2 separate regions of the Homo sapiens genome follow, and region 1 is linked to region 2. The links are chromatin loops, found by intact Hi-C in ENCODE. Cell type or tissue: PC-9. All regions are shown on one strand. Each heading gives the region's core, and the rest is flanking DNA. Links, peaks and the distances in the headings are about the cores only. Region 1 overlaps TWIST2 (twist family bHLH transcription factor 2). Region 2 overlaps TWIST2 (twist family bHLH transcription factor 2).

Region 1 (15,368 bases), core at 5,510-10,509, 47 kb before region 2:
ACTGCAAGAGAAATACTTGATTAAAATGCATTGAAGACATATTTTAAATTAGACCCTCTCGCAGTGCATTTAAGACAGATCCACTTTACTTTCCAGGCTTTTCACATCAAGTCATGCCTGTGCCCACAGACAGGGGAGGAGGTGGCATGAGGCTCCAAGCTCTGGAGCCTTGGAAGTCAGGCAGGCCCCACTGGAATCACAGCCCCCTACTCCCAGGCAAGTCAGCTCACCTCTCCAGAACTCTGTGTGCTTCTCTGTGAATTGGGGATAAAGAAGAGAGTCCCTGTTACTTGCTTTTTTATGGGCTTAGTCCTCTCTGTCCAACGAGTGTGTGAGAAAGCAAAGGTGACTGTGGCATAGACACCGGCCGCTTAGTGCATCGTCCCCATTCAGACATCCCTGCTCCTGACTCCTCCCATCTTCTCAGGCACACCTAAGGAGTCAGTCTCTCCTGACCGATGGATCCAACTTCACAGCTGCGACTGAGCACCAGGGGGACGTGGCGCTGGGAAATTGTCCCGGCAGACGAGACTGAACCCTAGAAGGGCCCCATGGTAAAACTGATAAAGCCTGAAATGTGTGTGCAGACATGGGCCTCTTTATTACCACACAACGACCATTAAAATCTCTCTGCTATGGTGTAATTATTTTCCATAAATTATTGGGGTACTGGTGGTATCTGGTTACATGAGTACGTTCTTTAGTGGTGATTTGTGAGATCTTGGTGCACCCATCACCTGAGCAGTATACACTGCACCATATTTGTAGTCTTCTAATCCCTCACTGCCCCCACTCTTCCCCCCAAATCCCCAAAGTCCATTGTATTGTTCTTATGCCTTTGAGTCCTCATAGCTTAGCCCCCACATATCAGTGAGAACATACTGTGTTTGGTTTTTCCATTCCTGAGTTACTTCACTTAGAATAATAGTCTCCAATCTCATCCAGGTCACTGCAAATGCTGTTGATTCATTCCTTTTTATTGCTGCATAGTATTCCATCATATATATATATCCATCCATATATATATATATCAGAGTTTTTTATCCACTCGTTGATTGACAGGCATTTGGGTTGACTCCACGATTTTGCAATTGTGAATTGTGCTGCTAGAAACATGCATGTGTAAGTATTTTTTTCGTATAATGACTTCTTTTCCTCTGGGTAGATATGGCAGTGGGATTGCTGGATCAAATGGTAGTTCTACTTTTAGTTCTTTAAAGAATCTCCACACTGTTTTCGATAGTGGTTGTATGAGTTTACATTCCCACCAGCAGCGTAGAAGGGTTCCCTCTTCACTATGGTGTAATTTTTAAGTTTAAGCTTTTAATCTCAGATGAATCTATCTATCTATCTATCTGTCTGTCTATCTATCTACCAACCTACCTGTTATCTGTCTACCTATTATCTATCTATCCTAAAATACTAACAAGCTTAAAATGGAAAATAGCTCTTTTCTCCCTCCCTTTCACATCCCAGAGCCCGAGCATTGGGAGGGCTCTTTCAGCGTTTTTATCCATTTCTTCTGGTATTTATCTCCACATTTTAAAATAACATGCTTAGGCTGTGGGGGGTGGGTGGCTCACACCTGTAATCCCAGTACTTTGGGAGGCCAAGGCAGGCGGATTACCTGAGATCAGGAGTTCAAGACCTGCCTGGCCAGCAAGGCAAAACCTCATCTCTACTTAGAAATACAAAAAATTAGCCAGACGTGGTGGCGGGTGCCTGTAATCCCAGCTACTTTGGAGGCTGAGGCAGGAGAATCTCTTGAACCCGGGAGGCGGAGGCTACAGTAAGCCCAGATTGCACCATTGCAGTCCAGCCTGGGTGACAAAGCGAGACTCCATCTCAAATACTAATAATAATAATAATAACATTCTTAGAACGTTCTTTATGAATTCTTCAGTTCTAGACATGATCTTCTGTCTTTCTACACCTGGAGCTGAGGACTCAGCTCTTTAACATCCACCTTCCCACCTGTTTCTGCTCCTCGTGTGCCTCTCAAAATTAAGTCTTAATTAATAGTTGAATCTGTTTTACTGTTTCCATAGTTATAGCTGTGTGATACAATCAATCACAGTTCACAAAACGAAATCACATACTGCACTGTAATCCCACTTCTTTCCTTTTCAAACTTTTCGTTTTTCTTAAAGTTAATCATTGTTTGTTTCCTGTTTTTCTTTTTCTTTTTTTGGTGCGTGTGTGGCTTTTTATGAACTTTTCACTAATTCAGCTCCAAACTTTGCTTAAAACAAAACAAAACAAAACAAACAAACAAACAAACAAAAAAACCCACACAAAACCCCCGGGGTCTCTCAGCGCCATTGCTTTCCTTGCAGACATTTCTTTGGTGACGCACCCAACACTGGGCTGGTTTGCCCAAGGCCACTCTGGAACCCTGCTTGGGATGTTGCTGTCTAGGTGGGATCGTTTGCTCCCCAGATCTGCTGGTTTTTGCCCTAGTTTTGGGGGAGCTTGTTGAGCCAGGACAGCGGGGAGGGGAGCTGACCTTCTCCCATTTGCCCCGGAGATCCCTGCTCTGTGCCCACCTGCTGTGTCTGTGGGCTCCCTCCCCTCTGGTTGGGGCTCAGTGGGGGCCTGTGGAAGGGGACCGGTGGGTGGGAGGAGAGCAAGCCAGAGTTTCTTCCCTGGCTCTGTCCTTCTCTGTCATGCACAGCCCTCAGGAGCCTCCACAGAGTGTCCTGGGCTCCATCGACCACGCCTCCCCAGTGGCAGCTCACCACCTGCTGCCACCCTGGCTGTGAGCACCCCACACTCTGCCACACCTCGCACATAGCTCTGGTCAAACTTCCCTCAAACCACGGAATCTGGGCGTGGGCCTGGTGTCCTGCCAGGCCCTGGTGGGGAGGCCTGGGGCTGCTGCTGATGTCTTTACTCGGCACTCACAACTGACAGGACACCTGGGTCCACACACCGGGGGTGGAAGGCATCACCCCAACCCCACTGTCCCAGCACTGCGGTGGGGCCGTCCAATGCGGTTCCAAGGCTTTGCTGAGGCCAGGGGGCCTGGCTTCTCCCCACTCCTGTTTCCACAGTGGGGTCTCCCATAGCCTGTCTCCCCGCCATGGCTCTCTCTGTTCCAGCGTGGAGCAGTGATGTCCCTGGAGATTCAGAAAGAATCACGGGGCTCCTGCAGCCCACCCCACCTTCCTTCTAGTCCCAGAGCCTGGGTGGGTGGGCAAGGCAGTGGGCTTGGGTACCCCAGGGCAGGCCCACTGGGTTGCCACAGACGGTCTTGACCTTGGCTGAGCCTCCACTGATTGTAAAGGTGACACTTAGCCCTCTCCCGCCTCTCTGTTGTTTTATTTTTCCAAATTGCCCAGAACCTGGGCAGGGGAGAGGGACGATAACTACTAGCCCCCTCGATCATCCTAGAACTGGCGCTTCGACATCAGCACCGCGTGTGCCACTCCTGCAGTGCTTCTTTCCCTCCCTCCTCCTTCTTTCTTTCCCTTCCTCCTCCTTCTTTCTTTCCCTCCCTCCTCCTTCTTTCCCTCCCTCCTCCTTTCCTTCTCGGTGTAGGACATTCCCATGGCCCTTTCAACCCGGAAACGCATGCCTCTCAGCTCTGAATCCTGCTTTTCTCTGTTCTGTCTTTCTGGGACTCCTCATTGGACTTCCTGGATTCGTGCTCAAATCTTTTTGTTTTGTTTTGTTTTGTTTTGTTTTGTTTTGTTTTTCTTCTTCTCTTTGTCTTTTTGCCCTGCTGCGTATGATTTCTCTCATTTCATCTTCCAAAACTGCTACTAAAGTTTCCATTCAAGAAATGGTTTTCCTAATTCACAGGAGATCACTGGAATTCTCAGTTCTCTTTTTCGCCGGTCGCTGTATCTCGGAGGTATGGGAGCTTCTCTCCGGCGGCACCTCTGACGTGCTTCTCCCCCTTCCTCTGTGCTTCTTCTGTGTGTTTGTTCTGGCCTGTCTGTCCCGGGTGTCCATTTATAACGGAAGCTGAGAGGGGTTCTCCAGCCTCCTGCCTGGAGAGGCAAGGCTGGGCTTCCAGCAGCTGGCATTGAGCAGGGGAGAAGTGGGGAGCCTCCTAGAGTCACCCCGAGTCCTCCATTCCCACCTGCTCCACAAGGCTGTGCTGGGGTTCAGACCCTTCCTGGACCCCTCCAGCTGGCAGGAGTGGGGGAGAGTGGTCATCAACTCTGAGCTAGGAAGAGGGTCTCCCCGTGTCTCTTGCAGATCATCAGCCGGTCCTGCAGCTTTAGCCCCATGCTGTACCTCAGAATTAGAGGTTTTGTCACCTGCCAGTCCCCAGTCCTTCTGGGACCAGCCTGCTGGTCCAGCTTCCCCGACTCAGGCCTCCCTGCTGCATTTCCTCTTTCGAGGTTCAGCCGAGGGGCTGCCCACCCTTCCCCACTCATCTTCCATGAGCCTCACAGGGTCTCCTGTCTGCAGGCTGCCCCTGTCCCCCTCTCCTGCGCATTCACAGGTCATTCCTTCTTTGATGTCACTTTCGGGGGCTGTATTTGTTCCTTGTGGCTGCTGCACCAAACAACCACAAACTGATAGCTTCAGAAGTGGATTCTCCCAGAGTTCTGGGGGCAGAAATTTGAATCAAGGTGTGGGCGGGGCTGGTTCTTTCTGGAGGCTCGGAGGGAGCGCCTGTTCCAGGCTGCTCTCCAGCATTCCTTGGCTTGTGGACACGTCACTCCCATCCCTGCCTCTGTCATCTCCCAGTGTTCTCTGAAATCTCCCACTGCCCTTCTCTTGTAAGGCCGTCCTTGATTTAGGAGCCACCCCAAATCCAGATGGTCTCATCTCCAGATCCTTAACTTAATTACATCTGCAAAGACTTTTCCCAAGTAGGGTCCATTCACAGGTTCCAGGGGTTTAGATGTAAACATATCTTTTGGAGGATTTCAGGGGGAAACACTGATAATCATGCATGTGTAACCGGTCACACCTAAACACGCTTCCTGCAATGCAGAGCTGCCGGACAGCTTCCTGCCCTCCCTGCTCCCTCCCACGCTTCATCCCTAGACCCCCGGAACCCGGGCATGGCCTGGTCATCCTTCCTGGCCAATGCACCCCAGCACCTCTCCCATCCCTCTCTCCTCCTCTGGCTCCCACTCATGCCCTCCCCACTTTCTTTCGGCAGTCGGGCCTGTTTCCTGGGTCACTGAGTCAGCGAGTGATGAGACCTGCTGGAAATATGTGTGGAGGATGGGCGAGTCCACTCAGCCTTGGATGGGGCGGCAGGAAAAAGGCAGCCCCGAGCCCAGCCCAGGTCAGGATGAGAGTCTTTATTCAGGAGGACAGAACTGGCAGTCGGCAGCAAGCAGACCCAGAAGTAGATATTGGGGGCTTCATCTCAGGGAGACTGGTGCTTGGAGGTGGAAAGTCAAGTCCACCGGGGTACAAACCAGTGTGGCCATGAGCAGGCAAAGGGCGTGGCTGTTTCTAAAGAGCCCTGACACTCCCAGGCAGCTGTCGGGTTCCTTGAGGGAAAGGACACTTTGAGTCTTCCTACGGGCTGGGGGTCAGAACGGACCTCTGCACTACGGTTTATGAGGTGCCCACATTCAATCCCATAAGGGCTGTCATCACTGTACTCTCTGGGCCTTCACTTGCTCTGGACTTTGCAGCTCAGGTGGCTCCGGTCCTGTGTGGGCAGTGAGGCGGTGCTCCGTGGATGGAGGGTTAGATCTGTCTTACCCCAAGCCAAAGGGCTTAAGAGGGAGACAGAGTGTGGGTGACCCCGCCTACAGAGAAGCAGGATGCAGGGACGGTACACAGGAGCAGGCCACATGCCCCGTACTCTTCCTCTGCATGTGGTGACTGCTCTGGGTGCCCCCTCTTTCAGATGGTCCTGGCCCCAGACGACGTGGCATCTTAGCCTGTGGGTTGAAGGCATCTGTGGGGCAGATTGCCTCTGTACACGTTGGCCCCTACGTGTGGCGGCCCACAGGCATACCCATGCCACACACAGTGAGGTGTTCGACGAGCCTCCGATGGCACCGTTTCTATGACTGACAGCCATTTTCATGGCCCTGCAGGTGCAGGATAACACAAGGCTGCACCTGGCCTCTGTAGCCACGTGGAATATACTGCCTCTCCCCAGGACCCACCCTGCCCACCCAGGCCTCACTCTTCCAGACAGCCCATCCCCACTCTGCCTTACCCAGAGGCTGTCTGGTCTCCTGTGAGGGTCCCCACCTCCTCTTCTGGGGTGCTCAGGGCTGCCAGCAACCCTCCAAACTATGTCACTCAGAGCCACACAGCATCCTGCAGATGGCACTGGGGCTGCAGGGAGACGGCTGACCTGGGGCTGAGTTCCCGTTGCCTCTTTGCTGCCGCATGACTCCCGGCTCCCATGGGGCCTGTGTTCCATCAGCTACAACCTGGAAGTCCCACCTCTGTCTGCAGTCACTTTCAAAATCAAAGAGTGAGACTTTTCCATCAAGACGTGTTGGTCTTGGCCACTGCACAGGCCCAAGGCTGTGTTTCAGACCTGAGGCTGAGGACCTGCAAAGGAGCCCCCGCCCCCAGCATGTCTCGCCCTGCGGGGAAATTCAGACTCAAGGCCCCCACCTGCCTGGCCAGCGGCCCTCCCTCAAGGATGGTCTGCGATGCCAGGGCCTGGCTGGGTGCAGGGGTCCCGGCAGTGCTGCCGCCCCCTCCAGGTCCCCTCACCCCACATGTCTGCACCCAGGCTCCTCAGGCTGACCTGGTCACCTGACAGCTGGGGACTCCGTCGGGCTGCCTTTGAACACAGGCGGAAGTGAGATGGGTTTGGGGTAGGTTTTCCTTTAGACAGCCCCTGGGGCTCGGAACAGTCTCCTGTTCTGCGGACTCACCAGTCATCTGACCCTGAAAACATGTGCACACCAGCTCACTCAGGTCTGTTCTCAGGGCCGTGACTGCAGAGGGCTCTGGTTGACCCCAGAGAAGCTGTGAGACCCCAGAGCAGGAGCCAGCACAGGGAAGTGGCCCCACGACATGCCTGGGGAGGAGAGCCAGCAGCAGGTTATGGGAGAGCAGGTACCTGCGTCCATAGTCCATAGACATGCATCACACACATGCAAATACACGCGTGCCAGCGTGCGTATGGAACCATAGACACACACACACGTGTTCCGGAAGCCAGCGTCTTTCGGCACCTCTTCCAGGAATGTGTGTGTGGGGGTGAAAACAGGAAGTGAGCCCGTGTCCACAGCCGCGTATTTCCACGTAGCCTAAGGTGTCGGTGACCCGCTCCTTGGATGCCCAGAGTTGGAGACAAAAGCCCCAGGAGAGACCCCAGGAGAGGCCAGGGCTGGGGGAGGAGGACACCCTGATGTGGCTACCAGAGTGTGCAGCAGTTGGGCTGGGAACAGGCAGCAGGCGGTGATGCCCGGAGAGGCGGCCGCCGCAGGGAGGCCCTGGGATGACCCCCCCGGCTTGGTCACTGCTCTGAGGCCCCCACTGAACTCCATCCCTGACCTCCCACGTGGGGCCAGGGTGCCCCCTCATTTGCACGGGGCCCTTTCATTCCTTGCCCCTTCTGCCTGGGGCTTCGGTGTGAGCACTCACAGGGCTGGGTCCCCCACAGAGGTGACAAGAGGCTGTTGCTCACCAGGAAACCAGGCTCAGGGCACCGGGCAGAGGAATAACGAAGTTTTCAACTTGGAAACCAAGAAAGAGGCTCCTCTGGCCCCACTGTCCGCCAGCTTTGCATTACATGACTTGGGATTATTTCTATTTGAATCACGTCAGGAGGGAGGGCACCGTGGCCTTCATAGTCTTCGTGGCCTCCACGGGCCTCAGCAGAGCATGCCAGACAGTACTGGGGAGGGCAGGGCCTTTCACTGCTGGGACCACAGCTGCCCCATTCTATCTCCCCAGAGTCTCGTGTGTGCACATGTGTGCATGTGTATGCTGGTTGTATGTGCATACATTCATGTGACCTGGGTACGTGTGCGTGTGTTTGAAGTGTGCCAAGTGTGTTCACACGCATTGTGTGTGTGGTCTGTGCGCCTGCATGTGTGTGTGTGATGTGTGCATGTGTGTGTGGTGTGTGCATGCGTGTGTGTGGTGTGTGCGTGTGTGTGGTGTGTGTGCATGTGTGTGTGATGTGTGCGTGTGTGTGGTGTGTGTGCATGCATGTGTGTGTGGTGTGCATGCATGTGTGTGTGATGTGTGCGTGTGTGTGGTGTGTGTGCATGCATGTGTGTGTGGTGTGCATGTGTGTGTGGTGTGTGTGCATGCATGTGTGTGGCATGTGCATGTGCGATCTGGGCGTGTGTGTGTGTGTGTCTGTGTGCTTGTTGCATGCAGTGGGTTCTGGCGCTTGTGCTTCAAGGATCTGTGACCTAGACAGGCGCTCCCGGTGATGCCAGCCCCAGTGGAAGCCAGTGCTGCATCAAGGTCACCAACAGGAGCCAGATGGAAGCTGAGGCCATGCTGGTGTTTCCGGAGCTCCTGTCCTTGCCGTGGTGGACCTGGGGACAGGGTGGGAGTGGGAAATGAGGCTCGCAAGCCACCACCATCCTGCCAGAGACCCCTACTTCCAGAACCTCTGTCTAGGAGCTGGGTGGGCTCTGTGTGTCCACTGCTTGGTGGGCAGCTCCACCCAGCAGACCCCGGTACCAGATGTCCCCCAGGAGACATGCGTTTGGTGGCTCAGGGTAGTGACCTGGTGACTCTCAGTCTCCAGAGCTGGAAGCCTCCACCCTGGGGTCCACAAGCAACACCCAGCCCCCAGTGCTCATGGGTGCTGGCATGGTAAGGAGGTAGCGGGCAGGGCATAGAGCCCTTGCCCTCATGCAGAGGTGCCCGCCTGCACCAGACCCAGGCTGACTCTCCTTGATGGCAGATCATGTTCCTTCTGGGATTTCTGGGCAGGATGCCAACCTAACCTGCACACCCAGGTGCTCCATTCTTAGCCAGCTGCCTGGTGAGCTCATGGTCAACATGGCACGGATGCATGTGGAGCAGACGGTGACTCGTTCAGAGAAGCAGGGAGGTGGTGGCACAAATGAATGCCATGCTTGGGAGAGCAGGGAATACCACCCAGGGTGAGCAGCAGGGAAGGCTGGCCCGGACTTTGGACAGCAGGGGTGGCTCACAGAATGGGCACGCTTCTGTATCAAGAGCGGGGCGTGGGTGTGACAGCAATGGTCTCTTGTGCTGAGGCTGCTGGGGAGCAGCAGAGGACTAGGCACTGGGAAAGGGCTGAGGCCCCCTCTGCTCTCCCAGGCCTCGGTCTGTTCACACTGGCAACCATGTTAGAGTTGGTAGTTTCTAGAAATTTCTACAAACATGCACAGCATAAAATGTCTCACATCCTCTCTCGTGCCTTTTAAAGTGAAGTAATAGTGATTCTTGCAACCTGTTCTGACTCTCTCAGGCAGAGCCCTGAGCTGCGAAGTAGAGATGAGAACAGAGATGGGGAGACCATGGCTGCGCGGACGTCTTTATTTTTCCTGGGTGGGGAGCAGGATACACAGCCACACTGCAGTCACTTAGCTTGTAAAAATATCTCAATAAATAAAACAAACAAGCAACATATACACTGAACAGAGAATATTTTTTTTTAAATGGCTAGCCAAGCAATCACGGAGAAAGGAAAAGAATAGCGGCGTGAAAGTAAGAATTCCAGGCTGACTTGAAACAATCATGCAGAGGCTCGGGGGAGGGGAAGGAACTCGGGGGTCCTCTTCTGAGAGCCTTGGTCCAGTTTCAACAGAATTGTACAAGAATGCATTTCTGTTTTATTAAAAAAATAGACATTAAAAAAGGCACTTAGAGGGAAATACAAATTCAAAATCCAAATCCTCATAAATGTGTTCCTGAATCTAGACATTTTCAGAAAGAATAAACCTCCCCCCAAACATAAGACCCAGAAGAAAAATCCAAACAGAAACAAGATGACCATGACAATGTCACCAGCAAGAGGGCTGGGAGTGCCCTTCCTATGTGGGGACCGTCCTGGGGGAGGACGGGAGCCCGGGTCTTCTGTCCGATGTCACTGCTGTCCCTTCTCTCGACGCTGGTGGAGGGCAGAGGTGGGGGCCTCCTGAGGTTGTTCAGGTTTCAGAAGTTACAGACTCGAATGCATCCCAATTCCACTTGCGCCGCCGACGCGACGGACAGCCTGGAAGATACGGAAGGGGGACCGTGAGCTACGGCCGCCTCGCTCGGCCTCCTGCAGGATCGTCCTGAGACTGTCCCAAGGCTGGGTGGGACGGGACACGGGGCAGGCCCTGAGAGAGCTGGCTCTGTTCTACTCATGTTCCTCCCAAAAGACACTGGGCAGGTGACTGCTACGGGGCCAGCCCAGGCTTCCGCAACCCCTGCCCCCTGGGCCAGGCCAAGCCCTTTCCCTCCCCCGAGTGCCCTTTCCTGCCCCCGAGTGCCCTTTCTCACACTCACCACCCCGGGGCCTCTCCCTGGCCCGTGCTCAGCGCAGCCATGAATGCGGTCTGGCTGTGGGTGAGCCCCTCAGAACAGGCTGCCTGGGGACAAGAGAGGCTCGGCACGTTGGCCCCGTGCAGGCCCGAGGGAGCTGTGGGGTTTCGGGCAGCAGAGGGCTGGGTTCCAGCGAGGAGGACGCAGAGAAATGGGTCAGCCGCTGGCGGGAGCTGTCAACGGCGGATTCTTGCTTTAAAATGCGTGCTTTCAAAACAATTGCAGACACACGGGAAGTTGCAAAGACAACACAGAGATGTCCCATGTGCCTTTCACCCAGTTTCCACACATACCACACCCACGAACACACCCCACCCCACATACACACACACACCAAACATACCACACACTACACACACCCCACACTACACACCACATACACATACCACACCCACGAACACACCCCACCCCACATACACACACACCAAACATACCACACACTACACACACCCCACACTACATACACACCACATACACATACCACAACCACGAATACACCACACCTCCACATACACACACACACCACACAAACATACTACACACTACACACACCCCGCACTGTACATACACACCACATACAAATACCACACACACAAACACACCACACTGCCACATACACAAACACACTACATACACCACCACACACCACACAAACACACCACACCCTCCCACACACAAACACATCACACACACCACACACCACACAAACATACCGCACACTACACACGCATCCCACTGTCCATACACACCTCATACACAAACACATACCACACACAAACACACCACATCCCCACATACCCACACACACACTGCACAGCACAAACACACTGCATACTACACACACCCCACACACTGCACAAACATACCACATACATATCCACACAGACAACATACCATATGGTATATTATATACCACATTATATGCCACACATACAGTGGTGTCGTCACGTCACACCCAGGCATCTGGCACCAGTATGGACCAAGAGCTTATTCACATGTCACTCGTGTGGGTGTGTGTGGTGTGGGGTATGTATGTGTGGTATATAGTGTGTAGTGTACATGGTATGTTGTATGTGTGTGCATGTGTGTGTATGTGGTATGTGTGGTGTGTGCAGTGTGTGGTATGTTTGTGTGGTGTGTGGTGCATGTGGTTTGTGTTTGTGTGTATGTGGGGTGTGGTGTGTTTGTGTGTGTGGTATGTGTGTGTATGTGGTGTCTATGTACAGTGTGAAGTGTGTGTGTAGTGTGTGGTATGTATGGTGCATGGTGTATGTGGTGTGTGTTTGGGGGATTGTATTTTGTATGGGGGGTATATGTGTACAGTGTGGCGTGTGTATGTGTGTGTGGTGTGGGGTATGTATATGTGGTATGTAGTGGGTAGTGTGTATGGTATGGTATCTATGTGTATGTGTATGTGGTATGTCTGTGTGTGTGGTATGTTTGTATGGTGTGTGGTGTATGTGGCGTGACTTTGTGTGTGTATGTGGGGGTGTGGTGTGTTTGTGTGGTATGTGTTTGTGTATGTGGTGCGTATGTACAATGTGGGGTGTGTGTGTAGTGTGTGGTATGTTTGTGTGCCATGTGATGTGTGTTTGTGTGTGGTGTAGGTGGTGTGTGTTTGTAAGTGGGGGTGTAGTGTGTTTGTGTGGTGTGTGTGTATGTGGTGTGTATGTACAGTGTGGGGGTGTGTGTGTAGTGTGTGGTATATTTGTGTGGCGCGTGGTGTGTGTTTATGTGTGTAAGTGGGTATGTGGAGTGTTTGTGTGTTTTTGTGTGTGTGTTGTGTGCGTTTATGTGTGTGTTTGTGTGTGTATTGTGTGCATTTGTGTGTGTGTGTGAGTGGTGTATGTGTACTTCCTGCAGTTTCATCATGCGTGTTGTTTCTTGCACCCCCCACTATGATCAAGACACACAATTCTTCCAGCCCCACAAGGTCCCCTCATGCCACACAAGTGACTTCTAAGCGCACTTGTGGGCCAATCAAACTGTGGGTGTGCCAGGCTTGGTGCAGCTCTGGGGCTGCAACCAGCTGTCCCGGGAGCGCCTTGGGGAAAGAACCCGCTCAGGCGCTACCCAGAGCCTGGTTCCCACCTGCAGGGGGAGGAGACACAGGCAGGAGGAAAGTCCAGGTCCTCCAGGAAGCCGGGGTGGGGACCCCAATCCCGCGCCTCCCTCTGTGCCTGCCAAGCTCAAAGAGAAGGTGCTGAGAGGTGGCCGGGGCCAGCGTCTGAGACCCAGGGTGTACAGGGATGTGGTGTCATAAGCCCAAGGTCTTGGGCCACCTCAGTGGGGCCCACAGGGCAGGGGACACGCCACTGGCATCAGCACCTGGTCGGGAGTGTGGCGAACACAGGTGGGCCCCGCGCCGCGCCTCAGGGCCGCTTCTGCCACACACCCAGGCCAGCCTGCAGCAGCCCCCAGGCTGTGTTGCTGTCCTGCCAGGAGACCTGAGCTCTAGCAGGGATCGCTGAAGACTGGCCCTGCGACCTGGGACCTTTACTGCTCACCACAGGGCCTGGCCGTGTAAGTGCTCACTCCCACACCTCTTGCACAAACATGAGAACAGCCAGTTGACCTGCAGAGCTCGCGGGAGGTGAGTGTTCAGCGAGAATTATTGGAGAACTCCCCTGAGCCAAGGGGCAAACCAGCGCAACGAGACCCTCCTCCCGCAGAGCGGCTGAGCGTGGTGGGAGGGGTGGGTGTCAGCCCAGAGGCAGGCATGGGCTCCCCAAGGCGGCCGCCAGGAGAGGGGTCACCGTGAGGATTCTGCCACAGGGAAGGAGGTCCAGGGAGGCCCCAGGCACTGGGGGGAGGATGTGGAAGCTGGAGGGACGGGTGACGTGGTGCTCGGTGACATCCCGTGTGTGTGTCTGTGAGTGTGCCCACTAGTGTGAGAGTGAGTGTGAGTATGAAAGAATGTCCAGAGTGAGTGTGTGTCCATGTGCAAGTTGTGTAAATTGTGTGAGCATGTGTATCGTGTAAGTTGGCCCGTGTGTGTGCCAGTGTGCATGCATGTGTGTGAGCATGTGCATCCATGAGTGGGTCTGTGTGTCCCTGTGGGAGTGTCAGTATGCATGTGTATGTGTGTGTGCGCATCCGTGTGAGTGCATGTGTTTTCCCGTGGAAGTGCTGGTGTGCATGTTTGTAAGTGTGTACATCCACGTGAGTGGGTCCGTGTGTCAGTGTGTGTGTGTAAGCATGTACATCCTCCTGAGTGGGTCTGTGTGTGTGTCCCTGTGGGAGTGTCAGTGTGCATGTTTTTGTGTGGGTGTGTGCATCTGTGTGCGTGGGTCCGTGTGTGTCCCTGTGGGCGTGGGTGTCTGATGTCGCACAGCAGTGTGCAGGGGGGACGTGTGGTTCCGCTCCTTCACCCCCAGCCCTCTCCCAACCCCCAGCCCCAGGCTTCACCCCAGCAGCCCAGGTCCTCAGAGACCTCCAGGAACCTTTGTTGAACCAAGGCAACAGTCTGAAAAAGCCAAGACGTATTTTCCCTGAAACCCATGCGTATGAAAACCACACACGCACACGCACACACGCGCACGTACACGCGCGCGCACACACACGCACACGTACACACGCGCGCGCACACACACGCGCACACGCACACCTGCACGCACACACACGCACACACGCGCATGCGCGCACATGCACACACACGCACGCACACACACGCACACACACACACACTTTTTTCAAAGTTCAGAGCACTCCAAATATTTAAGCCTTTTTTAAGTGGTCCTGGGCAGAAAGTCAAAGGCTGCTCTCTCTTGGAGAATGTGGTTGTAATTAGATAATTAATAAGGGGGGGTGGGTAGAGAAAGCTAAATGGAAGCCTTCCTCAGTGGGAGGAAATAATTACCACAGCTTTTGATATATGAGCTGAACCAACCCTCCAAGGGGAAATACCGTATCACCCATGAAAAGCCAAAAATGACAGGGGCCGTTCCCTGGCCAGTGGTGGGTTTCAGGGTTTGCTTCACGTGCCCGAGGGGACCCAGGCTCAGGCAGAAACGGGCGGCAGGTTCATTAGTCTTCTTGACCGAGAGCCTCCGGGCCTGGCCCCCTTGATGTCACCCTGACCCCAGCCATGTCTGCTGACATGGGCCGTGTTCTCTGCAACAAATGTAAAACATCTGGGGCTGGGGAGCGCCTCCTGCATACACAGGCCACCTGGAACTGTGTGCATGCGTGCTGCGTGCAGTTACCTCCCTGTATCTGCCTGCCTGGCCCAGGAGTCGGGGGATGGGTGGAGCTGCAAAGCTGTGGCTGAACCAAGAGAGTGCCTCAGTTGTGTCTTCCACACCAGACCGGGGCCCTAATGAGCAGGTGAGGCCCCATTCAACTCTATATCCCCAAGGCCTAACAAAGGGACAGAAGCATTACGGAAAAGGCTAGGGAGGCAGGGTGGGCCAAGGGAAAGGCGTTTTACTCTAAGACCATTTATCCATCTCCTCACCTGCCCACCCAGCCAGCCACCCACCTAGCCACCCACCTACCTACTTCTTTCTTCCTTCCTTCCTTTCTTTTCTTTCTTTCTTCTTTTTTTCTTTCTCTCTTCCTTCCTTCCATCCATCCATTTCTTCATTGATCCATTCATTGATGTACCACCTGTCCTTCATTCCCTCCACCCATCCATTCATCTATCCATCCTTCCTTCCTTTTATCCATTTATCCTTTCACCAATTCATTCATTTTTCCCTCCCTTCCTTCCGCTTCCTTCCCCCTTCCTCCCTTCTTTCTTTCCTCCCTTTCTTCCTTCCATTCCTGCGACATAATTGAGCATCTATCATGTGCCAAGAATGCTGCTAGTTGTTGAAAAAGCTGAGATGGATCAGAGAAATCTAGCAGGGCAGAAGCATGTTTGTAAGCAACTAGAACACAGGGAAGACACGGATCACTTTTTAGAGTGCAGGTAGACTCTACCACAGAAAGGGAAGGGCAAAGTACCATGG
Region 2 (16,986 bases), core at 5,849-10,848:
TCTCAACAAGTATTTGTTGATTGAACGACAGATCCACCAAAGTGCCACCCCTTGGTCTGGCCTCCCTACTGTGTCCAGGAGGAGGCATCCTTGTCTTCTTTGTTTGCTAACCATTGTTGTACAACAGCTACATGCAGTGTTATGAATGGCTGTCAGTAGATTTGTCTCCTTGGCTGGATGTGGATGGTGAGTCCTCCATTGTCTCCTTGGCTGGATGTGAATGGTGAGTCCTCCACAGGAGAGACAGATTCTAGTCATTCTTATGTCTCCAGCACCCAGCAGAAGGACTGCAAACAGCCAGGACTCAGTAAATGTGAGGGCAACACGAAGGACCCTGCAGCTGCCCCACATGATACCAGCTACGCAAAACCATCTGCGGAGCGTGTGCCTCTGGGCCGTATGCCCGTGACCTCCAGACTTTCCATCTGCAGAATGGGAACAACACTGGTCACCTGTCCAGTAAATCGTCCTGGTGCCAGGGGTTTAGTGGCAACTGTACCTGCTCCGTGGCTAGGCCTGTGCCCTACTTCCCCCCATGGGTAGATGCTACGTATTTAATAACTCACAGCTTCAAAAATGCCTGAAAGCTTTCATCAGAATGACCTTGAAGACTCATATTTGTATCAAATTCATGGACTATTAACCCCAATTCTTGGAAAAGAAAGAGCATCGCCCTTCCCTGCACAGCGTTGGCCAAAATGTTACTAGATCTAAATGCAGACAAACAAAAAGACACTCAACAGGACCCAATTTTTACAAGGGTTTGGATTCAACCTTCTTGAGAATCTGTAAGCATCACTTCCAAGTAGAACGTGCTGGAAGCCCTGATGTGCACAGGGTGGTGCACCTGAGACCACTCCTCTGGCCTTGCAATCCCCCTACACTGGCATGGCCCTCATCCTGGCCTACATAGCTCAGCCCAGTGTCCAGCCCAAATCTCACCCTGGAACACCACCCACTTGGACTAAGGTTAAATGAGCAACAAGTCTGAGGGCATAAAGTGGCCCGGGACTCTTGGCCAGGGACTGCTAGTGGGATAGAGAGCATGGGGGCAGGCAGGACCCACTGTGGGACCCCCCCAGCCCAGGAGTCACCTGCCTTCCGGTTAATATGGCAGAAACATCCCCGGAAATAATTTAATCCTGGTAAAATACACGACATAAAATTGACCGTCTTAACGTTTTGAAGCGTAGAGTTCTGTGGCATTAAGGACATTCACGCTGCTGTGTGACCTTAACCACCATCATCTCCAGAACTCTTTTTCTCCTCTCAGACTGAGACTCTGTCCCCACTAAACACGCACTTCCCACTCCTCCCCTCGGCCCCCGGCAGCCATCGTTCTGCCTTCCGTCTCTATGAATCCGGCTGCACGAGGTTCCCCGTGTAAGTGGAGTCATAGAGTGTTTGTCTGTGACCAGCTTAGTTCACTCAGCACCGTGTCCTCAGGGTTCATCCATGCTATGGTCCCTATCGAGACAACCTTCCTTTTTAAAGGCAGAATGACATTCCATCGTGTGTGTGTGTGTGTTGGGGGGGGGTGATGGTGTGTGTGGGGGGGGTGTTTGTGTGTGGGGTGTGTGGTGGGTGTGATGTGTGTGAGTGGGGTGTGCTGTGTGTGTGGTGTGTGTCAGAGTGGGGTGTGTGTGTGGTGTGTGGGAGGATGTGGTGTGTGTGGGGTGTGGGGTTTGGGGGGTATGTGTGGGGTGTGGTGTGTGTGTGGTGTGTGTGGGAGGGATGTGGTGTGTGTGTGGTGTGTGTGGGGTAAGGTGTGTGTGTGGCGTGTGGGGTTGTGGTGTGTGTGGGGTGTGTGGTGTGTGCATGGGGTGTGTGGTTTGTGTGTAGTGTGTACTGTGTGTGTGGGGTGTGGTGTGTGGGGGGTTGTGTGGCTTGTGTGTGGTATGTGATGTGTGTGGGGAGTGTGTGGGATGTGGTGTGTGGTGTGTGCATGGGGTGCGTGGTTTGTGTGTGGTGTGTGCTGTGTGTGTGGGGGGGTGTGGTTTGTGTGTGGTATGTGATGTGTGTGTGGGGTGTGTGGTGTGTGTGTGGGGTGTGTGGTGTGTGTGGGGTGTGGTGTGTATGGGGTGTGGTGTGTGTGTGTGTGTGTGTTGGGGGGGGTGATGGTGTGTGTGGGGGGGGTGTTTGTGTGTGGGGTGTGTGGTGGGTGTGATGTGTGTGAGTGGGGTGTGCTGTGTGTGTGGTGTGTGTCAGAGTGGGGTGTGTGTGTGGTGTGTGGGAGGATGTGGTGTGTGTGGGGTGTGGGGTTTGGGGGGTATGTGTGGGGTGTGGTGTGTGTGTGGTGTGTGGGAGGGATGTGGTGTGTATGTGGTGTGTGTGTGGTGTGTGTGGGGTAAGGTGTGTGTGTGGCGTGTGGGGGTGTGGTGTGTGTGGGGTGTGTGGTGTGTGCATGGGGTGTGTGGTTTGTGTGTAGTGTGTACTGTGTGTGTGGGGTGTGGTGTCTGGGGGGTTGTGTGGCTTGTGTGTGGTATGTGATGTGTGTGGGGAGTGTGTGGGATGTGGTGTGTGGTGTGTGCATGGGGTGCGTGGTTTGTGTGTGGTGTGTGCTGTGTGTGTGGGGGGGTGTGGTTTGTGTGTGGTATGTGATGTGTGTGTGGGGTGTGTGGTGTGTGTGTGTGGTGTGTGGTGTGTGGTGTGTGTGGGGTGTGTGGGGTATGTAGGGTGTGTGGTTTGTGTGTGGTATGTGATGTGTGCGTGGGGTGTGTGGTGTGTGTGTGGCGTGTGTCGGGTGTGTGGTGTGTGTGGGGTGTGTGGTGTGTGTAGGGTGTGTGGTTTGTGTGTGGTATGTGATGTGTGTGTGGGGTGTGTGGGGTGTGTGGGGTGTGTGGTGTGTGTGTGGGGTGTGTGGTGTGTGTGGGGTGTGTGGGGTGTGTGGGGGTGTGTGGGGTGTGTGGGGGTGTGTGGTATGTGATGTGTGTGTGGGGTGTGTGGCTTGTGTGTGGGGTGTGTGGTTTGTGTGTGGTATGTGATGTGTGTGTGGGGTGTGTGGTTTGTGTGTGGTATGTGATGTGTGTGTGGGGTGTGTGGTGTGTGTGGGGTGTGGTGTGTATGGGGTGTGGTGTGTGTGTGGGGGGTGTATGGTGTGTCTGTGTACACACCACGTTTTGTCGTTTTGTTTGTTCTGCATTTTATTTTTTGAGGACCCTCCGTACTGTCTTCTATAGCACTGGTTTACATTCCCACCAGCAGTGCCCAATGATTCCAATTTCTCCACATCCTCACCAACATTTATTTTCTGTGTTTGTTTTGAGACACAGTCTCACTCTGTTGCTCAGGCTGGAGTGCAGTGGTGTGCATAGCTCACTGTAACCTCAAACTCCTGGACTCAAGTGATCCTCCTGCCTCAGCCTCTCAAGTAGCTAGGATTATAGGCATAGGCCGCCACACCCTGCTACTTTTTTATTTTCATTTTTGTACAGATGGCATCTCACTAGGTTGCCCAGGTTGGCCTCAAACTCTTGGCCTCAAGCAATCCTCCCGCCTCAGCCTCCCAGAATGCTGGGACTGCAGGCATGAGTAGGCAACCTCATAGGTGTGAGCTGGTACCTCTTTCTGGTTGGATCTGCATTTCTCTGATGGGTGGTAGTGTCAAGCATCTTTTCATGTGCTTGTTGGCCATTTGTATATCATCTTTGTAGAAATGCCTATTTAAGGCCTTTGCCTACTTTTATGCAGGCTATCTAATTTTTATTGTTGAATCATAGGAGTCCTGCATCTCTTCTGGATAGTTCTCTCCTATCAGATGGATAATTTGCCGATACTTTCTCCCATTCCACAGGTTGTCATTTCATTGTTGTGTTCTTCGATACAAAGGAGTTTTTAAGTTCGACGTAGTCCCATTTGTCTATTTTTGTTTTCCTTGCCTGTGCCCTGGAAGTTTTATTGAGAGATCCCAGATTGTTCCTTTTGAAAGTATGAAATTCCATCTCCGTGGCAGTAAACAAGCTGCAGTGGCCTGTGCCAGCACCGCTTGTGAAATCCCTTCTTTAAAGTACTCCTCACCGCACTTGGACCTATTTCCCATTCTGTGCAAACAAGTCCACGTTGCTCGCTTCGGAAGCAGGCTTTGCAGGAGTCGATGCCTTTCTCTCAGTGGCGTGCTCCCCAGCCTCGTCCTTTGCAAGGAAACCACTTAAACTGCCAAGCATTTGCTGCCCGCGCACCTACCCGTGCCATCTGCTGCCTGATGCTGGTGCGGACGACACTGTCTCTCACAACCCAGACACCGATGCCAACTGACCCCTCTGAGATGAACTTCCTTTCTCTAGAAAATGCGAGAGAATGCAGGTGGATGCCACCTCCATCACTGGACCATCTTGAGAATCAAATGGACACAAGCCCCTGCACCGGCCGGCACGCAGCGCTCCCTCCAGCCTTGCTGAGCCGTGGGCTTGTGTCCCGGCCCTACCATGCCTGTGGATCAGCCCACACTGGCACCACACTGAGCCCAGCCAACAATGCCCGAGTGTGTGGGCAACAGAGGATACTGGTCATGGTGGCAGCTGGTGATCACGGACAGTCACCAACCTTGGAACACGGCTTGTCCCACAGACACAGTCACAGCCAGGACTGCTTGGTGTCCACTGTGGGAAACAGCATCTTCCATCTCTGTCTCAAGAAGGGCCAGTTTGGTTTCCTGTGGTCCCATAGAATGATGTAGGGACGTGGAATGGGAGGAGACTGGGATCCGTCTGGCCATACCCCTTGAGTCTGCCTGACTTAGCCAGTCCCCCATCCCCCACTGAGGCTCTCCACCCTGCCCCTGTCCGAAGTGGGCAGGCTTGGGTTTTGTTTTTTGTTCTTCCAAACCCTGCTTAGCTGTGTCATCTGGACAGAAGCCCGACGCTTACCAGAGCAGGCTGGGGGGCGGGGGGCTCCCGGCACTTGGGCAGTCAGGTTTGAGACCTGGAGCTCACCAGCTTGTCTGCACCCCAGAGAGGGCCCAGGGGCTGTACTAGACGATGTCTAAGGGCTTCTCAGCAGAGCCCCTGGGAGCCACGTGCAGAAAGCCTGACCTCCTGGGCAGGTGCACCCAGAGGGAACCCAGGGCACGGGGCTGATGTGTGAGGGATGCCACCTTTGTGGGGCACTGCACTGGTCAGGGAGGTAATTCCGGAATGCCAGCCACCTTCCTAACTGCAGTGTTCCTTGGAACTTCCATTATACTGCATTTATTTTTTCTATCTTTCTTTCGTTCCACGTTTCCCGAGCCTCACTACATGCAGGAGGGTGGCCCCTCTCATGCCTTCCGCTGACCACAGTCTCTGCTCCAACACATTCTTCAGCCCACCTGCTCCTTCTGCTGGTCCCAGGGCCATCCGGCCATCCCCAGCCTTTGCCTCCCACTTCTCTCCCTCCCGCCTTCGAGGGATGCCCCTCAGCTCTGGGAACGGCTGCTTCCCTCCTGGCCTCCTAACTCACCATCAATTTCTTTCTGATGAGGATGTGACTGCCTTTTCAGTTTCTAGTTTCAGGGCACTCAATACCTAAGGGTTCCATGTGGCATCTGCCTTGCATCCAGCCTGTGCCCCAGCCTCGGCCACCCCTCTGTGATCTCAATCTTCGGACGCCTGCTTGCTGACAGCTCCTCCGTGCCAGGCCTGTGCCAAAGTGAAAATATTCTTTCCTGTTTATCAAAGGGTTCCCAGCCACAACTCTCTCCTCCCAGCCTCTTCCTCAGCCCACACCACCCCGGGAGCTGGCTGGGACTTCTCTTTATTGTGCCCCTGCCCCCAGAGCCACTGCATAAAGCCTGGTGAGAACTGGGTATTTTACTGAGGAGTGTGTGTGTGTGTGTGTGTGTGTGTGTGTGTGTGTGTGTGTTGAAGGCAGGACATTTTACTCCCCAGAATAATCTTCCATCCCAGATCAGATGAATCACTTTCCCCCAAGATGTCTCCAGGCTAGGCTGTACAGTGGCTTCCCCCTCCCTCCCTGCCTCCCTCTCCCTCTTTCTCCACCTCTACCCCTTCTCTTCTGCAGAAGAAATTCGGGGGTTGTGGCCCCTCCAATGTTACAGCCAGCCTCCTTCCCTCCAGCTGCTGGCTTCGAGGACGGAAAAGGCCCTCGAAACAAGAGGCTGGCTCCTCTGTTTGGGGCAAACACAAGACCCCCAGGCTGCCAGGTGCGTTCTGCTTGGAAGGCAGCCAGGGAATTGTAAATCACAGATGCACAGAAAACATGCGTTTGCATCAGACACAGTGTAGTTTCTTGGTGTACTTGGTGGGGAAACAGAGGCTCCCTCCATGACCCCCACTTGTGCAGGGCATGGGCTGAGCCGGGCATCCGGATACATGACAAGGACACAGTCCTGAAGGTGCTCCCGGGGTGACAGGCAGACAAACCGTCGCAGCTGCCAGGCCGCTAGGGGATATACGAGGCCTCAGGAGTCACCACAAATGCCAGCAGGGTGGTTAGAGGCTCCCCAAGGAGGGGACACTGGAGGTAGTCCTGTCGGGCACAAGGGAGATTCCAGTCAAGGGAGAGCAGCGTGAAGGCATGGAACATGAAGGCGCCGTGCTTTTCTTTTTTTTTTCCATGGTGGAGTCTCGCTCTGTCACCCAGGCTGGAGTACAGTGGCGCGATCTCAGCTCACTGCAACCTCCGCCTCCCGGGTTCAAGCAATTCTCCTGCCACAGCCTCCCAGGTAGCTGGGATTACAGGCACACACCACCATGCCCAGCTAATTTTTCTATTTTTGGCAGAGACGGGGTTTCACCATGTTGGCCAGGCTGGTCTCGAATTCCTGACCTCGTGATCTGCCTGCCTCAGCCTCCCAAAGTGCCAGGATTACAGGTGTGAGCCACTGTGCCTGGCCGAAGGTGCCATGCTTTAAGAACAAGCATGTGGGTTTGCTCATCTCCTCACCCCTGTTCTTACTGGCAACTGCTCCAAGTGCTGGGTACAGGGTGAAAAGGACAGACATGCTCCTGGCCTGGGGAGCTCGCCATGGAGGGTGCCCAGGGCTCAGAGGCAGCTCACAGAAGAGCAGGCAGGGCCCGTGCCATGGGGAACCTGGGCGGTGCCTGGCAGGCCTGGCCATCCTGCTGGCAGCAGGTGAAATGGGGGTAAAGGAACCTACATTCAGTGGGTCCCAGTAACACCAGATGCAGTGTGGGGTGCATCGTCCATGCTATTCCATTAACAGGTTAAGCGACGGAGTCAGATCAGTGACTGGGAAAGGTACCCCAGGCTAACCACACAAAGAAGGGCCTGAAGAGGGGACAGCAGATCCCGGGAGATGGGACCAGGAAGAAGGGCCGATCCGACCCCGGCGGGGCACTGTACGGTGGAGTGACTGGAAAGGGTTCATCACAGCGAATGGCATTTCCACCACACAAGGTGACATCGCACAGACTGTGGGGATTGCTTCCTACCTACACAGAGCATCTAAATTGGTGTATTCACTGGCACCACGTATAAAAAGGGACCTCTGAGCAGTGGTAGTGAGGGTTCTCTGGGTTAGGGGATGCCTGTCTAATGCCACAGCAAAAAAAAAAAAAAGTTCCAAAAGACCAGATGGCACAGCTGGCCCTGGCCCTGCAAATTCAAAGACTCAACCTGCAGGCATGTGGCTGGGCCACCCAAAGCCAGGAGACGCCAGGTGGGTGACGTGAGTAGGGCAGGGGTTTGATCTGCTCACTTCTGGACCCAGAGGCTTCTGTGCCCAGGCTGAAGCTACCCGATCTCCCGCAGGGAATCCTGACACGAGCGCCTCAGGCCTTGCTCCCAACACAGGAGCACCTGAGAGCAGACTGCAGGGGTGTAGGAACGCCAACAGGTGCCCGGCTGGATCCAGGCCCCCCTCACTCTCCGGGGTACTCCCTGCTGCATGGGGAGGTCCCTGTGCGCCGTCGTTTAAAGCAGAGAGCCCTGACATAATGACCCGACTCAGTAGGATGGGGCCATACTTGGCATGGAGGGAAAAATCTCATTTTTTAGATAATTGGACTGGCTGGGTTTGCTTCCTGGCTCTGCCCACAGCTCTGTCTATGCTCTCAGCTGAGGAGTTACGTAGGTCCCTCAGTTTCCCCTGCTGTGAAATGGGGGTGAAAGCACCCAGCTCACTGGACCATTCTGAGGATGAAAATAATTTTGCTTGCCCAGTGCTTGCATGCTTGCTGGGTGGACTTTCAACGAGTGGAGTGACCCCGTGTGGCTTTGCCATCGTTTCTCAAACCCTTTATGTCAGTTTGCAGGGGGAGAGAAGAGGCCCCTCGGGTGGCCAGGCCCACCGAGCCTGGCAGTAGATGCATCCTCCAGGTCCTCCCGGCAGGCCTTCCGGAGCTCTCTGCTCCTGGCGGATCTCCAGGCCTGGCCTGGCCACACACCCTGCACTCTGGACCTTCCAGGGGTCCCTAAGGAGAGGAAAACCCCTCACAGATGCTCAGAGAAGGGGACAGCCCCACAGGTGTTTCCCAGGGTAGGGTGCAGGCCTGGTGGGTGCCTATACCAAGTGGACCCCGCGGCAGGGTGGACCCCAGGGCAGTGTCCCCACAGAGCAAGCCACGGCCCCGCACCCTCCCACCTCCTCTTCTCCCGCACCTCGGAGGGTACCAGCCTCTGGGCCCCTGTCCTGCTGGTCTTGGCCGGGCCGGGTGGGCTGCCTGGTGCCCTTAGTTCTCCCCTCCCCAGGCTGACCTGGCCTGGGGGCCGGGTGGGGCGCGCCTTGGAACTGGGAGCCGCCTCCAACCCTGCACTCTGCTCCAGGCCTGGCCCATTCAAACCTTCCTGCTCTGTTTATTTGCACAGCCAGAGGACAAAAAGCCACGGCTCTGAGTCACTCCTGCTCCCAGTCGGCTCTGATTCATGCAGGAGGCCCGCGGAGGGGACTAACCCTGGCAGTTAACCTCTTGGTTTCTTTATGTCTCTACAGCAGTGAGCATCTGTGTCTTCGAACTGAGGATCAGGCCCCGATCGCCGCTCACAGTCGCGTGCTTGGGGTGTAATGTGGAGAAGAGAGGATACCACGGCACAGCCCGAGAGGTCCCCCCTCACCTCCAGCCCCTTCCCCCCATGCTGATGGAAACTTACAAATATTTCAGTCATCTCTCCGAAAAGGATTTGGTCATCTGGCAAAGGTGGTCCCAGAATTTGCCAGAAATATGCGTCAAATGTAGCCCAGGGTGTAAAGGAAGACAGGCTTAACGAAAATTAGATTATGGCGAAGAATCTGAAAGGAAATGAGAGATTCTGTGCCTGGTTGGTCTCCAGCCTCTGGGGAGGTGCCGCCTGGTGCTTCCTCCCTGTAGGTTCTGGAGAAGCTGGCACACAGGGATGCCCCCAGGATAGGGGGTAGACCTACTCTACGGCCGACCTCTCCTCAGTCCCACACATTTGTCATTCATCATACAAGGCCAGGGGGACACGTGGTTTTCATTTTTGATCCTGGTAAAAAGTGAATAAAACGTCTCTAGTAGCTAAGAAAGGGCTTTTTCTAGCTCCACTGAGTGAGTCGGGGTCAAAGCACCTCTTCTCAATTTGGGTTCGGGGAACAGCTAAGGGGTTCATTGAGGTTTTTTCCCACTTGCTTCCCCAAAGCTGAAGTGGTTTATGGTTAACAACAGATATCCCCAACTACGTAGAGAGGAGTGAAAAAAAGGCAGAAGAAATGAGGATGCTAACACTAACAGTGTGAGGATGAGCGCCAGTCCCATCATGAAGCGCCATTTGGGAACTGCCCAGCGGGTAAAGGCCAGCCAGGAGAGCTGAAACCGCACAGCCCTCACTGCCAAAGGACGTCGCCAGCTCCATCAGGGAGCCGCGCTGGTACATTCCGGGTGCATCCTTCTGAATTATCCTAACACGAAAGGCCTCTTCTGAAAATGATGGACGGGCATCTTTAATGTAGATTGCAGAAGATACAAAAATATATTCTGAAGGCCACTCTTTTGTATTACTTCAGCAAGTACCTAAGTCCTAACACCGAGTGGGGGTTGCGGTGAGGGCATTCCTATGTGGATGGCAGCTGTATTTTCACTGCACCACCTTATGATGGGACTGGGAGTAGTTGCCCTTCTCTGGAGGGAGGGTCGGTCAGCATGTGCCTGCCACACTATCTTTACAAAGCACTGGGCACCTCTGGATTTGTGTTCTCAAATTGCAGAAGTAATACAGGGCATCTGTAGAAAATCTAGAAATTAAAAAAAAAAAAACATAAGAAGGAAAGGAAGCTCTTTCATCAACTTTTGGTCCAGAGACATTCATTCTTGCCACTGTCTCTCCAGACAAACACACCCGTGCATGCACACACACACTTTGATCTTCCAACCTGAGATCGTATGAACTGCTCCATCCTACAATCATGGCCGTCACTTTATTAAACATCCACTTACAACACACATTTGCTGACTGCATAGTGTTCCAGCATATGGACCAAGCAGAGTTTATCCCACCTATTTCCCAGGACATTTTAATTTTGTCGCCAATATTAATGAAGCTGATATGAATTTCTTTGTTGCTCGGCAGCTCTGCCATTATTCACTTAAGATAATTCCTAGAAGTGGAATTGTTCATGCAAAGGGTATTTCCAGTCCTAGATCTTTTCTTACCTACCATCAAAATTCCTTTAGAAAGCTTGTGCAGCTTTTCTTCCCTCTGGCAAATAGGATGGCCTGGTTCCCCCACCTTCCTCAATACTGGGGTTTATAATTATGTATTTTTTCCAATTTAATAAAAAATAATATCCTTCTGTTTTATTTCTAATTCCTTAGATTATTGTTGAAGTTCAACACTTCACGCGTTTATTGACCAACTGAATTTCTCCTTTTATGAATTCATATTTTTTGCCCATATGGGGTAATTGTCTTTTTAAATTTTTTAAAGGCCCTTTTTCTAGTAAGAACATTAACCCATTGCAAAACAGATTGTAAATATTTTCTTCCTGGTTCTTCTAAAATTTTTGATTGTCATAGTTTTTTGGTATATAAAAGTTTACAATTTTAATTTAGTGAGTTATTATTTTGCTATTTTATTTATGATTGCTGGACTTGGAATGGTCAGCTTTTGGAAGCAGATGGTCGGAAAGGCCTGCATTAGTAAACACCACTTCAGCTCACTGGATGTTCACCACTGCCACCTGTAAGACACTGGCCTGATGTCCCGCTGTGTTCCGTCCACGTGTGGTTGTGGTGTTCCGTCCACAGCTGTGACTGTCCCTGCTGGCCTGGGCCATGGCACCTCAGTGGGATGAAATTATAGTAGGCCCCCTTATCCACAGGGATACACACCAAGACCCCCAGCGGATGCTCGATCCCAAGGATGGTACGGAACCCTATATATACTGTATGTGTTTTCTGTCTGATGACCCAGAGACTGGGGGGATGGAGCGGGACAGCTCGAGATTTCATCAAGATACTCAGAATGGTGTGCAATTTAAAATGTATCAATTTTTCTTCTGGAATTTTCCATTTAATAACTTTGGACTGTGGTTGACTGTCTGTAATTGAAACTTCGAAAAGCGAAACCATGGATAAACGGGACGGCTGTAACGGGATTCACCAGGAAGCCTGGCTTTGCTGTTAGTCAGGTGGTGGCAGGTGTGCTAAAAGGGACGCTGACTCAGTGCATTCTCTGACACCACGGTCTCACCTTCAGGGATAGTGAGATAGAGATAGGGAGGAGGAGTGGAGGAGACAAGGGCGGAACACTACCCCCACCGGGCGCCTAAGGGTGCCGACTTGCCTCAGAGCATCCAGATGGTGTCTCTGAAAGTCAGTTGGAAAATCAGTGATGGAGGTGCCCTTTCTAGTTACCCTACACTCACTGGGCGCTGGCTCCAGTGTCCCCCCAGGCATACAGAGCACAGGCTGGACATGGTAGAGCCTCCAATTTAGTTACCACGAAGCAGAAGTGGCCGGAAAGGAGAGCAGAGCATCCCCCAGGAAAAGCAAGTGTGCTGTGCTACGAATGTGAATATCGTGCTCATGAATCAAAGCAGCTGGGCTCTGCGCCTCGGCAGCTGTGGGAAGAACCCCTGCGGCGGTGACTGATGGGGGCCATGAGACCAAGATGTGTCTGGCTTGAGGGTGACCCATGTTCCTGTCAAGCCGACTGCACAACTTAACTAAGGAAGAGGCCAGGGCCCCGGCGGCCAGTCCTCCCATCTCCATCTGGAGTCCTCTCTCTTGGCAGCTTTTGGGAATCTCTTTCCCTTTGCACCTCCTCCCTGGTGGCTTCCTCTTTGCTCAGCAATGGGACTGGGAATGGGGGAACAGCAGCATCACACAGAACAGTTTTTTGTTTGTTTGTTTGTTTTGAGGTGGAGTCTTGCTCTGTCACCCAGGCTGGAGGGCAGTGGCGCGATGTCGGCTCACTGCAACCTCCACCTCCCAGGTTCAAGCGATTCTCCTGCCTCAGCCTCCCGAGTAGCTGGGATTACAGGTGCCCACCACCTCGTCCGGCTAATTTTTGTATTTTTGGTAGAACCGGGGTTTCGCCATGTTGGCCAGGCTGGTTTCAAACTCCTGACCTCAGGTGATCCACCCGCCTCGGCCTCCCAAAGTGCTGGGATTACAGGCGTGAGCCACTGCGCCTGGCCCGGAACAGTTTTTGTCTGCTTTTGGCAACTCAACCCTTGGTGAGATCCTTTGGGATTTGCTCCAAGTTCTCCTGATCCCTCAGTTTGGATTCTGAAAATTCAAACAATCCTGGAGCCCAACACCATCTCTGGGGCTTCTATCAGTGTCTCAAAATCTGGCTGAATAATGCCACAAAGGTGATGATGTCTTAAAAAGAAACAGGATGGGGTCATGGCTGAGGGAGCACTCAGAGCAGCTCTCTGGCCCATCCCTCTTGGGTGGGCGGTTTTGACAGTGTCTCAAACACAGGTGGCTGAGGAGCATGTAAAGGGTGCACAGATCAGGGAGGAAGAAAAGAAAAATGAGCAACCGAAGGAAAACACACAACTGGTGCTGAACGAGTTAGTGCCACCCTCCTGATGTCTCCAGGTGTCTCCCTGTCTTCTGGGAGCAGCACCTGCACACACGAAGAGCAGGAATCCCATGACTCTGGAGGTGGCACCAACCCCTTGAGGGCCTCTGAGCCCAGAACCAGCCTGAAGCGGTCCACCGAGCGGGCAGACGAGCCCTGGGCTGTGGACAGCCTGCTGATGGAGGCGAGAGGTGTGCACTCATGGGCCACCCTTGTGTGTCTTCCCATCAGGTACCAGACTCCCCCACTACAGATATGGCAAATGCTCCTGGCTCTCATCTAGAGGCTGACTGCAAGCAGCATGGAGGCTTAGCGTGAATCCCTCTCTGCCTCGGCCCCCAGAGGGTGAGAACTCAGTCTACTGTGGAGAGGCTTCAAGAGGTGTACTCAACATGTCACAAAAAGCAGAGGGCAGGCAAAAGAAACAGTGTGCCTCAGAATTGTTTGACACACGTGTGCGTGCATGCATGTGTGTGTGTGAATAAACACATTAGGAACTAGATGTCGAAAATGCTCTTAGGCACAACTAGAAGAGTTGGATAAGTGCTGAAGCAGGAGGATAAACTGGATAACATCTCTGAAAAGTGAGGGATGGGTGAACGCTTAGCCCCTTAGCCCCTCCACCCCCAACTGAACACCTCAGTTACCAGAGATGCACATGGTCTGGGAAGTAGGATTTTTTTTTTTTTTGGTGATAGTAGTAAGATACATACAATATAAAATTTATCATTTGAGCTTTTAAAGCATAGTGGAATTTAGTGCATACACCTTGTTGTGAAGGCATCATCACTACCTAGTTCTGGAGCGTTTTGTATTATTCCAAACAGAAATTCCACACCTGTTCAGCACTCACCCCCGACACCCCCTCCCATGAAGCCCGAGAAGCCTCCAGTCTCCTTTCTGCCTGTATGGATTTGCTTATTTGGGACATTTCATATAAATGAAATCCCAAATATCACAATATGTAGTCATCTGGCTTCTTGAGCTTAGCATAATGTTTTCAAGGTTCATCGATGCTGTAGCACATATTACACTTTTTTTTTTTTTTTTTGAGACGGAGTGTCGCTCTTGTTGCCTAGGCTGGAGTGCAGTGGTGCAATCTCGGCTCACTTCAACCTCTGCCTCCCAGGTTCAAGCGATTCTCCTGACTCAGCCTCCCGAGTAGCTGGAACTATAAGCGCCCGCCACCACACCCGGCTAATTTTTGTATTTTTAGTAGAGATGAGGTTTCACCATGTTGGCCAGGCTGGTCTTGAACTCCTGACCTCAGGTGATCCACCCGCCTCAGCCTCCCAAAGTGCTGAGATTACAGGCGTGAGCCACTGTGCCCAACCTCATTTGTTTTTATGGCTGAATTACATTCCATTGTACGAATGGGCTACGTTTTACTGATCCTCAGTTCATGGACACTTTGCTGTTTCCGTCTTTTGACTATTGTGAATAATGTTGCTATGAACATTCATGTACAAGTTTTTGTTTGAACAAAACTGTTTTCAGTGTTTTGGGGTATATACCTAGCAGTGGAATTGCAGGGTTATATTGGCTCTTAGAATTCTAGTAGCCAGAGGGCTATAAGAAACTTAGTCCATTATTTTACAGACGGGGAAACTGAGGCCCAGAGAGGCCATGACTTGCCTCGGACCACATGGGAAACTGCAAGGCTGAGGGCAGAAAAGTGTTCTCCACTGCTTAACTTGAGTCAAGACTTAACTTCAGTCAAGTCTTATTCTGAACCGTGGATCCCCCAGACACAAGACAATGGGTTCTGACCAAGAGAGTCACTTGGGGAGCTAGCTTGCCTCTCGCAAAGTCAACAGCCTTTGGTTTCTGCCTAATTAAAATTTCCCAAATTAGAAAAATACCACCTCAAAAAAGCTTACTAAAGGGAAGAATCCCATATGACTTATTCCAGAAACAGTGACTTCAATTAATTGCAAAATCTGTTGTAGAGAGTCACACCGATCATGTATAGTCACAAGCATTTAAAAGTTCTCAGAATTAGTTAATTATGGTTTCACATTGTGATGAACCAAGTAGGAGAAAGCCCGGTGGATGCGCCCAGGGAGGCAGAAATGCACAGCAGCTTCACTTTCTGCCTCCCCACTTCCTCTTTTCCTCTTTCTGGTTAGAAAAAGTGAAATTATGTAATTAACATTCAACAATATTTGCAACTTTCAGGAAACAGTACAACACAAGCTGATTGTCCAAGAGCCTGGTACAGAGAACCCCCAGGCCAGTTGGCTTTGGAGGAACCAGCCGGGAGGACAAAGTCTGTCATCTGCCCAATGTAATGGTGTTGGTTTGCTTGTTGTTTGTTTGTTTGTTTTGAGATGAAATCTCGCTTTGTCGCTCAGGCTGGAGTGCAGTGGCGCGATCTCAGCTCACTGCAACCTCTGCCTCCTGGGTTCAAGTGATTCTCCTGCCTCAACCTCTTGAGTAGCTGGGATTACAGCCGTGTGCCACCACACGTGGCTAATTTTTGTATTTTTAGTAGAGATGGAGTTTCACTATGTTGGTCAGGCTGGTCTCGAACTCCTGGCCTCAGGTAATCCACCCACCTTGGCCTCCCAAAATGCTGGGATGACAGGCATGAGCCACTGCGCCCAGCCTCAATGTAATATTTTATTGCCGTTCAAAGAGCTCTGCTATTCAAGCAGAAGGATGCTTTACGAGACAGACAAGATGGTCGTTTGGCTTCTTTCAGCAAAGACAGGGCTGGTCCTGCTTCCTCTGCAAACCGCAGCAGTGGCCTGGCCTGATCGTCTCTTGGAAGCTGTCTTTAGATGAGCCAAGGCTTTCAAAGTGATATCTGACTGCAGGTTTAGATCTATCGCTATTAAATCCAGGGGGAGGAAATCAATGCTGAGTTACCACTTCCTTTCCTTAACCTTGGCAAATGCTGAGCCGTGCTGGGCTCATGCTCAGACATTCATCAGCACGAGCTGATAGGTGACTTGGGCCTTAGCGAAGATGGGCTCCAAGGCCCGTCCAGCCTCAGGGACCAGGGAAGTGCCAGGGTGGTGGGACAGCTACTTGCAAACAGCCAGCAGCGTCCTTCCTCTTGCTCCCCTCTTCCTCTCTCATGGGAGGGCCCGCCCGTCATGCAGGGGCACCATGCCCATGGTGCCCCTCCCCTGAACAGTCTCAGGCCAACCCAAGCTCCCTCCAGTGGTCCTTGACCCCAGGCACAGCAGATGGCCCCCTGACCACCTTCCTCTGGGGGCCTCTGCTTTCTCTGGCATCTGAATCACCTGCGATTGTCACAGGCCCCTCAGAGACACGGCCCCCTCTGGGGCTTCTTGGACACACTTTGCTGGGCAGTGTTGATGCCTGGGACCAAACAGGAAGGGAAGGCACCTGAGGTCCTCTTCAAGTGACTGTGTCTGCAGCGGCCTCCCTCGTGGCACTATTGCAGCAGTGTGGAGGGGCCCTGCTGGATTTTCACAGTGTTGTTTTTCTGAGAACGGCAGGAAGGGTGCTTTTTCTGAGAAACTGCTGTCTTCTATGTCTCTGAGGGACACTGAGGAAGAGGTGCCGGGTCTCCCATGGCCAGCAGCAGAGAGAGGCACACGGCCCCAACACAATCCTGAAGATAAATACAGAATGGGACCTATTCTTAAGAGACCTGAGTCCCTTCCGTAGCCCTGATCCCTTGTGAAATTCTTCATATATCACTTGACCTATTCACATCCTAACCTTCTCTTTTATTTTGTCCTTCATAAAAAAAAAACTTTTCCATGTTATAAATTATAAATGATAGACTAATGTACACAGGGTTGCTGGGGACGCACATGGAAATTACATTGTTCCACACTGAAATTACATGATATTATTCACTTGTGAACTGTAGTAAAACAAGAAAGGAGATGACATACAGCAACACTGAAACGAGCAGAGAGGTGAGTAACCGTGCTCATCTTTTGCCTGTTGTTTAATTAGAAGGAAATCTCTATTCTCAGAAAAAAATAGTCTGAAAGAAAGTTTTGGAATTAGCAATAATTTAACACCCAGTAAAATGCCCTTCAATTAATTCTACCCTTC

The links. A loop is a pair of places that touch in the nucleus more often than their neighbours do. Peaks named below come from ENCODE experiments on the same cell type or tissue, not always from the same donor. Only the 100,000 strongest peaks of a DNase experiment are listed, where the experiment ranks them.
Region 1: a loop joins it to region 2, with 2.6 times the contacts of the local background. A loop is called at or near these places in 1 of 110 quality-filtered maps.

Annotation. Positions count from the first base shown.
Region 1 is chr2:238,904,576-238,919,943 of GRCh38, reverse strand. It overlaps TWIST2 (twist family bHLH transcription factor 2), which reads right to left. Exons shown (of 2, transcript NM_001271893.4): 2 at 9,410-10,102. It overlaps LINC01940 (long intergenic non-protein coding RNA 1940), which reads left to right. Exons shown (of 10, transcript NR_034162.2): 9 at 97-216; 10 at 428-644. Among named protein-coding and RNA genes, the nearest start is that of LINC01940, 14 kb to the left of the region's middle. In PC-9, for the core only: no CTCF peak of the experiment used is centred there; no DNase peak of the experiment used is centred there; H3K27me3 peaks cover 171 bases.
Region 2 is chr2:238,856,223-238,873,208 of GRCh38, reverse strand. The region is part of intron 1 of TWIST2 (twist family bHLH transcription factor 2); the gene reads right to left. Among named protein-coding and RNA genes, the nearest start is that of TWIST2, 17 kb to the right of the region's middle. RefSeq lists enhancers at 1-375, 7,820-8,437, 8,707-9,001, 15,833-16,002, 15,580-16,079. In PC-9, for the core only: no CTCF peak of the experiment used is centred there; a DNase peak (open chromatin) is centred at 8,808; H3K4me3 peaks cover 363 bases; H3K27ac peaks cover 384 bases.